2 separate regions of the Mus musculus genome follow, and region 1 is linked to region 2. A link is a loop called in an ENCODE intact Hi-C map of the cell type or tissue named here. Cell type or tissue: left cerebral cortex. All regions are shown on one strand.

Region 1 (5,000 bases), 82 kb before region 2:
GGCCATGAAAGGGCATCCCAGCTTTCCTCCCCTATAAATCAAAGAAATTGTGTTTGGCGAGTTCGGAGGACCCTGTTTGGCAGCGTTCCAAATCAATCTTGATGGTTCACGCTAGCTGCTAATATACAATGGATGGGCGAAGAGGGCAAAATGGGGCAGGGAGGGAGCCTCTTAAGCACCCAGCATTTTCCTGACTGGAGCAGATGCTGAAGTCTCCAGATGTGGTGCGTTCTGCCTAGAAACCTAGTCATGGGGCCAGCCTTGGTTACCCCCACCCCCACCCCAAAGCCCTCCGCATTCTCTGTGAGCTGTTTGGCCACCGGGTGCATAGGTAAGCTAAGAGAATTCCAAGCCTTGTAACCAGACCTGCTCTTCCTGGTTTCCCTGAGTCACAATGACTGATACTTCCAGGAATTTTACAACGGTCCAGAAACATTTGTTCTTTCTTCAGAGTCCCGGAAGTGGGAGAGTTGGGTGTGTGGGAAGGGGACTAGAAGATTCCAGAAGTTTTAGAAAATGACCACAAATTTGATGGCATCTTAATGTTAAAGGAGACTCAGTAGCTAGGTGCTCAAATATTGCAAATAATACTGTGTGGACAGTTCTAGACATCTGAAGCTCTGTGTGAAACGGAAACCAGTGGTTATCACATTTCGACATAGCATGCTAACAATGGTGTGTTTACTCTCTTACGTGTTCTCAGCTCGGACCGTCTAGTATGAGAAATCACCTTCGCCAGGTGTCCCACGATTTGATTCTTAGTTCCCTCTTCTCATAGTCTGAGTAGGCACATCATATCTGAATGATTTAATCCAGCACACTTCACCACAAAGGCCCCCCCCCCCTTCTGCTGATTATCTATTTAGACGTGTTGCAATGCCCTTTTCCCTGTATCTATGTCTCTGCCCAGGGGCGGAGATAACACTGAAATGAAAAAATAAACAATGAGAAAGAAAGAAGAGGAACACCGAGGAGCTTTCGCCTTATACTCTCCCCAAAGCGGGGGCAAAAAACAGACCCACCTCTTGTAGGAGATGAGGGGTGTACGCAGGAGAAAAGAGCAGTTTAGATGGACTGAGGGGAGGTGGGTGGGGCTGACGCTTGAGACTGTCCGCTCCCGGTCTGGTCGCTCCGTTCCAGAAGGCAGCCTGCTGGAGGCACCTCTAGCTTTTCGTATGCAAATGAAGAGGTTTCCCCCATCTGGGCGGGGCTGAGCTCCTGGCCGCAGGGATTCGCCTCCTAGGAGATTCAAGCTTCAGATGCGAAGTGCGGTGGGAAAGCTGCTAAACTCCAGCCAGTCCCGGAGGATGGGCCAGACTCCCACGCACTGGAGACCCACGCCTTGAGAGCTGGGGAGCGTGAGCCCGCATCTGTGCGGGAGAAGCCGGCGAATCTGGAGGAGCCAGATCCACCTCTAGCGCCTGGGCTTTCAGAACTGTGGTCACTTCTCAGTCTCCAGTGATAATTCTTCCCGCCTGGAACCCTAAATAATGAGCCTACGCGGGAAAGTTTTCGCTGTCTCTGCGCTCAGCGTGGTGATTTTTGTGGTTTTTTATCACAGCCAGCTAAGCCTGCCCAACCTCTACCAGCAGCTCAACAGCTCCAGCGAAAGGACGTCTGTCACCATCTGTGATTACGGCTTGCAAAATCATACGTTCTTCACGACGGGGGACACATCACCACATCCTTTAGAAAGACTCTCCTGTCCTCAATACCGGATCCAGAGCCACTATATTACCAGTCCCCTTTCGGAAGAAGAGGCTGCCTTTCCCCTGGCTTACATCATGGTGATCCACAAAGACTTCGATACCTTTGAAAGGCTCTTCAGGGCCATTTACATGCCCCAGAACGTCTACTGTGTGCATGTGGATAGTAAGGCGACAGACACCTTCAAAGAAGCGGTGCGGCAGTTACTAAGCTGTTTCCCCAATGCCTTCCTGGCCTCTAAGGTGGAGCAGGTGGTCTATGGTGGCTTCTCTCGGCTCCAGGCTGATCTGAACTGCATGAAAGATCTGGTGGCCTCCAAGGTCCCCTGGAAATATGTCCTCAACACCTGCGGGCAGGACTTCCCTTTGAAAACCAACAAGGAAATAATTAACCATCTGAAAAGATTTAAGGGGAAAAACATCACTCCGGGAGTGCTGCCCCCTGCGTACATAGTTGTACGGACTAAATATGTACACCAGGAACGCAAAGGCAAAGACGGATATTTTATGCATAAAACAAATATTTTGAAGACTCCACCTCCACACCAACTGATCATCTACTTCGGCACAGCCTACGTGGCCCTCACCCGGGACTTTGTCAACTTTATCCTGAATGACGAAAGGGCCATTGCTCTCTTAGAGTGGTCTAAAGATACCTATAGCCCTGATGAACATTTTTGGGTGACACTCAATAGGATTCCAGGTCAGTGTCAAATAGTCGTTGACAGTTCTTCTTTAAATTGTTTACTCCGTCTTTCTTTGTAGATTGCAAATGGGTGTGGAGGTCAGGGCAGCTTGTGGAAATCATTCTTTTCCTTCACCACACTGGTGCAAGGGCTCAAAAGCATCTGTCCGCCTGGGTGGCAAGGGCGTTTATCTGTCCATTCATCTCAATGGCCCCATTGCTCAGAACTCTGAGTTCTGAGAACTGATTCATTTAAATTACTTGAAAAAAAAATTTTAGGTCCCTGAAAATGACGAGTGTGGATGCTTTTACTGACAGTTTTGTGCTACCCCAGTAGTCTTATAAATATCCAAGAAGCAGTGACCTAAAGAATATCTTGGGGACTAGACAAGCTGCCGCATTAGATGAGTATTGGGTTTCCAGCACGGCTGTGGAATTAACACTGGTCATATAGTACTGGATAAGGACTGAAGCCCTCAAAGCTGGGAGATGGATTTAAAAAAAAAAAAAAGGCATTCTAGAACATATAAAATTAATTGTTGACCAGATTTCATGCAACATTGTGGGCGGGGCTGTTTTCTAGCACCCTGGAAATCTCTTTAGATGTTCACAAAGGCAGCGCTCTGATTCACTCTGGTACTCATGTCTCAGTTAATCTCTGTTGAACAAACCTAGCCCCAAGATTTTGTCGCCTAGAGGGGAGGGTAGCAGAGTAGAGATGGACACACAGGGGGTGCTTACAGCTGGAGACGTCCCAGTAGGATCCTCACCTTTCAGATTACCCTATTTATTTGGGGGGGGGGCGGGGTTTTAAGACAGGGTTTCTCTGTATAGCCCTGGCTATCCTGGAACTCACTTTGTAGACCAGGCTGGTCTCGAACTCAGAAATCCACCTGCCTCTGCCTCCCGAGTGCTGGGATTAAAGGGGTGCGCCACCACGCCCAGCTCCATCATTTCTTATTTGCAGTTCCTGTTTACAGCCTTGTGCTTCCGCTTCACCTCAGGGAAAGTCTTTTTGATGGTTTATGGTGATGTGGAAATGAGGCCAGGGTATGCAGTTGATAGTACAACACAAACAATAGCAGAGGCCACGAGCAGAACATTTCCATGTGTTCCAAACAGAAATTGGTCGGACTGGCTTTGTGGAGCTCCTTCCATGTATTGAACTCACATCACTAGGCTTCTGTTATCAGGCAGTGGGCACCTATATTTGCTGGGCTGCTTTCCAAAGTCTGCTTCCCATACGTTGCGAGGGCTACAATGGGAATGTCCCAGTGTACTGGTTTCCAGTATTGCACCGTGTGGCTTGTGGGTGTCAGTTGAAGGTAAGAATGGCCCTATGCTTGCCATTCTGGAATAGCTGCAGGTTCTTTCGGAGTGGCAGCCTTGTCTTTGGCTTGCCTTTGAGTGCTGTTGGAAGCTATCTTCATATCCGAAAGTGGACTCAAAGCAGTTAGACATATTTAGATCTCTGATAGTCCAGCATTTCTAATATCTGAACTAGAAGAGTAATCACAGAACTCGCCCGTGAGGCAGAAAGTGGACGGACCTGGTGGCTGGGAACAGATATATAGGCTGTCCCATGAGAGTTTCAGAGATGCCACCAAGATCACAAAGATGTCAGGTCACAAAGATTCCCAGGAGGGAATTCCAGGAGGAGGAGTAAGTGACATTCATTATGGTACCTTAGTAGCTCTGTTCCACCCATTTCTTTTTAAAAAAAAAACTGTATTGTGTGTCAGCTTATGATGATGTATGTATGGAGGCCCATGATGTATGTATGGAGATCAGAACATAGCTTTGTGGAGCTCGTTCCATGTATTGAACTCACTTCACTGGGCTTCAGTTATCAGGCAGTGGGCACCTATACTTGCTGGGCTGACCTGCCAGTCCGACCAATTTCTGTTTGGAACACATGGAAATATTCTGCTCGTGGCCTCTGGTATTGTTTTTGTTGTACAGTTTGTACAAGATGTTAGGTTTGTCTTCCTTATCTCCGCGTGCTTGAGAATGGAGCCTTGGTCCCAGGTTAAGCTGGAATCTGGCCCTAGACTGAAGTAGTCTGAAGTTTCGACTGTTTCTGTTACTGCAGGAAAAAGAAAGAATTAACTTTCTTCTTTGCTGCCTATCAGAAAGAAATCTTCTCCCAGAAAGGACAAAGGATTAGGGAAAATGAGGAGGATTGTGGAAGTAAGCTGTCTGACCTGGAAATGAGACTAACAAGGACGTGTGTGTGTGTGTGTGTGTGTGTGTGTGTGTGTGTGTGTGTTTGTATGTGTGTGTGTGTACATGTGTTGGAAGGCAGCAAGCATATAAGGCATTCTGTATGTGTGTGAAATAAGGTTAGCAAGGACGTGTGTGTGTGTGTCTGTGCGTATGTGTGTGTGTGTCTGTGCATGCATGTGTGTGTGTGTCTATGCATGTGTGTGTGTGTGTCTGTGCGTGTGTGTGTGTGTGTGTGTCAGAAGACTGCAAACACATGAAGCTTGTCAGGTGTCAGGGTCACTGTGTTAACTAGAGTCATAAGGTATCCTTTTTGGAATTAAATACCACCAGTCCCTACAGACTACTGTGCCAGCTTCCTTGTGTCCCCACCACTAACAGGCCTT
Region 2 (5,000 bases):
TCTGGGTATTGGCCTCCTGTCTGTCTGGAGTGTGACTTCTGGGTATTGGCCTCCTGTCTGTCTGGAGTGTGACTGGTAGATTTCTCTCCCATTCTGTGTGCTGTTCGCTCTGAGAGCTTCCTTTGTTGTGCAGAAACTTTTGATTTCATGTGTCCTGTTAATAGTTCCTGGGATACTGGTGTTCTATTCAGAAAGTTCTGGACTACACTAAAAGTACTTGAAAAGTATTCTGGCTGGGCAGTGGTGGCGCACGCCTTTAATCCCAGCACTTGGGAGGCAAAGGCAGGCAGATTTCTGAGTTCAAGGGCAGCCTGGTCTACAAAGTGAGTTCCAGGACAGCTAGGGCTACACAGAGAAACCCTGTCTCGAAAAAAACATTAAAAAAAAAAAAGTATTGTTTTTTTCCAGATGTATCATCACTTTTTGTTGTGAATTCTTTGATCTGTTTTGAATTGCTTTTTGTACAATGTGAAAAGTATGAATGAATCTAGTTTCACCCTTTTTTTTCTTTTTCTTTTTAAGATTTATTTATTATATGTAAGTACACTGTAGCTGTCTTCAGACACACCAGAAGAGGGTGTCAGATCTTGTTACAGATGGTTGTGAGCCACCATGTGGTTGCTGGGATTTGAACTCCGGACCTTTGGAAGAGCAGTCGGGTGCTCTTACCCACTGAGCCATCTCACCAGCCCATCTAGTTTCATTCTTATGCAAGCAGATCTCCAGTTTGCTAGTACCGATTAATGAATGTTATCTTTTTCCCCCAAAGCATATTTGTTGGTTCCCTTGAAAAATCAAGTGGGCGTTTCCTCACCATTTCATTTCCAGGTCCTCCATTCCTTTAGTCTGACTGTTTTTACACCAGTACCAGGCTGTCGTTATCACTAATAAAGTATAATTTGAGGTCAGGTGTTATAATTCTCCTTGCTGTGTTCTTATTTCTCAGGATTGCTTTGGCTATTTGTGATAGCCCCTCATTTCTGGTTCCAAATGAATTTGGAATTCATTTGGCATTTTTCTAAATTCTTTCTAAATTCTAAATTCTAAATTTCTAAATTTCTAAATTTCTAAATTCTAAATTTTCTAAATTCTTGAACTATGATATCAAAATTCATATTATAATAGAAGATTATAATATGTAGATTAATTGCAGTAGGACAGCCATTTTCACAATACTAATTCTACCAAGCCACCAGGAGCATGGGAGATCTTTAGGTAACTTTCTCCAAGAAAGATAAGGGAAATTAACAAAATGGAGATGAAGAACTTTTAGCAATCACACTTCCTCTGTTGTAATTTTAAAAATACCTGCACTTGCCAGGCATGGTGGTGCACGCCTTTAATCCCAGCACTTGGGAGGCAGAGGCAGGTGGATTTCTTGAGTTCAAGGCCAGCCTGGTCTACAAAGTGAGTTCCAGGACAGCCAGGGCTATACAGAGAAACACTGTCTCAAAAACAAAACCATAAAACAAAAAACACAAAACAAAACAAATACCCGCACTTATATTTCTCCAACAGCAGCTGGTATTTCCCTGGTGGTAATAAGGGGGCGAGGCGCTTCCAGGAACAATAGGGTAAATAAACCACAGGGTTCTGAAGCAGTTTTACTCATCCCCCACCCCCATTTTTTTTGATATGATTACTATTGCATTAAAATGAGTATGACCCAATGTAAACTGTAACACACCATGTATGGACAAGATGAGACTTTTCACTTTGTTCCAAGCTAAGGAGACATGTTCCAACTTTAGTGGTTCTCTGGTGAAAATGATTAACATGCTCAGGACAACTTAGCAATACCTGGAGATAAATTAAGTAACACAAGGGTTGCAAGTGGAATAGCCCAAACTGGAAGAGCCTTTACACAATTGAAAAATCATCAAAACACCCAAAGTCAAATTAATTACTTCCCCCTATACTCAAGCAAAAGAGGCTGTGTCGACAATTTGCAGCCTTAGAGAACAAGTGTTTGGAAACAATGTCTAAGCACTTAAGAACTCCATTAATTCACAGGCCTGTGTGAAGATCTGACATAAGCACCAACCCACCCGCTTTGACATATGCACTCATCCCTGACCCCGCCTAAAGAGAAAGGAAAAAAGGATATTATTGCTTTCATTAACCTCTGCACCTCCCCCCCTTAAAGATTTATTTATTTATCTTTATGCATAGGAGTACACCACCATTGCTTCCTTCAGACACACCAGAAGAGGGCACTAGACCCCATCACAGATGTTTGTGAGCCACCATGTGGTTGCTGGGAAATGAACTCAGGACCTCTGGAAGAGCAGACAGTGCTCTCAACCGCCTAGCTATCTCTCCAGCCCTGCACTTTGTCCCTTAACTCGGGTAGAGATGTAGCCACTGTCCTCCTCCCTCAAGACAAATCTTTTTTCCTGTACCATAGGTCAGCACATGGCCAGTCTGATTAGATACAAGAAGCCAGTAGGCAAGAAAAGCTGAGGAGATGGACGGCTTGCCTGCAGGCGGGACACGGACTGGCAGGCCCGGGCTCGCAATCCAGCGAGGGGACACTGCCAACTCCGGGTCCCGCGAGCCCTGACCGTCCCCGGGCCGACCCTAATCTGCTCTCTCTCGGCACGAAAACAAAACCCTTTGCTTGTGATCCGAGCCATGGGGAAGCTGCAGGAGGAAAACGGGTGCAAGGAGGCGCCAGGCTGGGCGACGAAGTGAGACTGGCTGCAAATAAGAAAATCATAGTTAATCCCAGCACCCGGGAGGCAGAGGCAGGCGGAGCTCTGAGTTCGAGGCCAGCCTGGTCTACAGAGTGAGTTCCAGGACTGTCAGGGCTACACAGTGAAAGCCTGTCTTCAAAACAAAACAAAACAAAACAAGAAAAGAAAATCATAAATGGAGGAAATGCATTCCGGATCCCCAAATCACAGCAACCCTCCAGGAACTACAAGGGTTGTCTAGACAACCGCTGGCCACCGGAGCCGGAAGTGGGCCCGCCCCTTCCTTAGGCGCGCCGGAAGTTGGGGCTTCCGGGGAGAAGTTCCCTCCCATTTCCCAAGGCCGGCGGAGCCCACGGCTTCCCAGGACTTGCCTGCTTGACACAACTTTTCTTTCTCTCTGCTCTGAGAGCCTCCTCCCGCGGCTTCCTTCCTTAAGCTCGTCGCAGAAGGGTCACGTGACGTCCCACGTAACGGAGGACGGAGCGCGTCCTCCGTTATTGCCATTTGCAGGCGCCTAAAAGGTGCCCCCGGGCGGTGACGTATAACTCGCGCGCCGGCTGAGGAAGGGAAGGGCCAGCCTCCGCAGCCATCGGGTCTCCACGCCGGCGTCTCTTGCCCGGCACGAGTGCTGCGGAATGGAGCTGGTCGCCGGCAGCTACGAGCAGGTCCTGTTTGGGTTCACGGTACAGCGCGGGCCCGCGAAGAGTGGCCATCAGGAGGTGAGGCAGCGCGAGCCCCGGGGCTGCGGGGGACAGGCGGGCTGGTCCTTCCGGGGCAGGACCGTGGAGGTTGTTATTTATCGCTGGTTCTCTATGGGTCTTGGATGGCGGACTTTGTTGGAAAACGGACAGGTTTATGCAGCTAATCCCAGCTCTCGAGAGGTTGAGGCAGGAGGAGAGTGAGCTCAGAGCTTGTGTGGAAAGATCCTGCTCTTTACAGAGTAGAGGCTTCTCAGAATTGAAATAATATTTACTTGCTATAGTAGATAAAATGTCTACAGTAGGTAACGAGGAATGTTCATCTCTGTCGGGAGTGGATGAATGGCTGCCAGAAGTGGTTGGGGCCAACGTAGGGAGGTGACGGAGAGAGGAGGGCTAATGCTTGCAGAAATGAAGTTTGATGGGAGGAATGACTGATTGCTTTTTTTTTCCTTGAAAGGTAACTATAGTTGACAGCATTAATTGTGTATTTTAAACTAGCTACTACAGCGTATTTTGAACCAGCTCAAAAGGGGTTGCCTTTTTCATATCTGATCTATGTATGCATTCAAATATCCCATTGTGCTCCATAAATATATACAGTTATTATCTGATAATTTAAAAGGTTAAGAAAAACCTTAAAGCATTCCTAAGGCATGAAAAAATAAGGTGTGCATTTAAGCTGACAATGATTGTAGTTCTTAAAGTTCTAATGTAAAAATAACTTCACCTTTCACTGAGTTTCTGTCCTGATTAACAAACTACTATAGGACTGGAGACATGACTCAGCGGTTAAGAGCGCTGGCTGGACTGGAGACATGGCTTAGCGGTTAAGAGCACTGGCTGTTCTTCCAGAGGGTCCTGGTTCAGTTCCCAGCACCTACACGGCAGCTCACAACTGTTTGTTAACTCCTGTTCGAAGGGATCTAATATCCTCCTACAGGCATACATACAGTCAAAACACCAATCTACATAAAATAAAAATACATTATACACAAAAGAACTACTACAGCTGGCCTGGGATGAAGAAAGTGATGCAGATTCACTGTTTATCGTCCACCTACTGTGGGTAGGGCGAAAGGTGCCAGAGGTGTGAGCCCTGCTGTTGTGGCCTTCTTGGTTGAAGGGATGGTGAACAAGCGAAGAGAGAAACACATGGAGGTTAAGTGTAGCACAGTATGAAATTTATTTTTGTCTGGTATGGCAAGAAGATACAGGTAATTGCCAACATAGTAGTCAGACAGTAAAGGGGATTAGAAGTGTCATCTATCAGGGCAGTGGCCCCACCCGTAATCCCAGCACTCAGGAGGCAGAGGTAGGCGGATCTCTGAGTTCCAGGACAGCCTGGTTTACACAGAGAAATTCTGTCTTGAAAAACAAAAAAGAATGATTATTTCTTGAACAGTTCTACTTATCACTTACTGATCTGTTTTGTCGAAAATTCCTTAGTGCCTGTTGTGGTTGGGTTTCTCCCTCCCTCCCTCTTTCTTTCTTTCTCTCTCTCTCTCTCTCTCTCTCTCTTTCTTTCTTTCTTGGTTTCTCCCTCCCTCCCTCCCTCCCTCCCTCCCTCCCTCCCTCCCTCCCTCCTTCCCTCCCTCCCTCCTTC

Evidence for each region. Peaks named below come from ENCODE experiments on the same cell type or tissue, not always from the same donor. Only the 100,000 strongest peaks of a DNase experiment are listed, where the experiment ranks them.
Region 1: a loop joins it to region 2, with 4 times the contacts of the local background. A loop is called at or near these places in 1 of 42 quality-filtered maps.

What each region holds. Positions count from the first base shown.
Region 1 is chr13:40,916,393-40,921,392 of GRCm38, forward strand. The region is part of intron 1 of Gcnt2 (glucosaminyl (N-acetyl) transferase 2, I-branching enzyme); the gene reads left to right. Gm31683 (a long non-coding RNA gene) reads right to left here and starts at 1,377. Exons shown (of 3, transcript XR_382246.4): 1 at 1,023-1,377. In left cerebral cortex, a CTCF peak has its summit at 2,156; DNase peaks (open chromatin) are centred at 1,276, 1,593, 2,100 and 3,697; H3K4me3 peaks cover 3,590 bases; H3K27ac peaks cover 931 bases.
Region 2 is chr13:40,997,999-41,002,998 of GRCm38, forward strand. It overlaps Pak1ip1 (PAK1 interacting protein 1), which reads left to right and starts at 3,012. Exons shown (of 10, transcript NM_026550.3): 1 at 3,012-3,415. The coding sequence starts at 3,332. It overlaps A730081D07Rik (RIKEN cDNA A730081D07 gene), which reads right to left and starts at 3,148. Exons shown (of 5, transcript NR_155347.1): 1 at 3,068-3,148. In left cerebral cortex, a CTCF peak has its summit at 2,218 (motif pointing right); DNase peaks (open chromatin) are centred at 2,263 and 3,120; H3K4me3 peaks cover 2,304 bases; H3K27ac peaks cover 1,871 bases.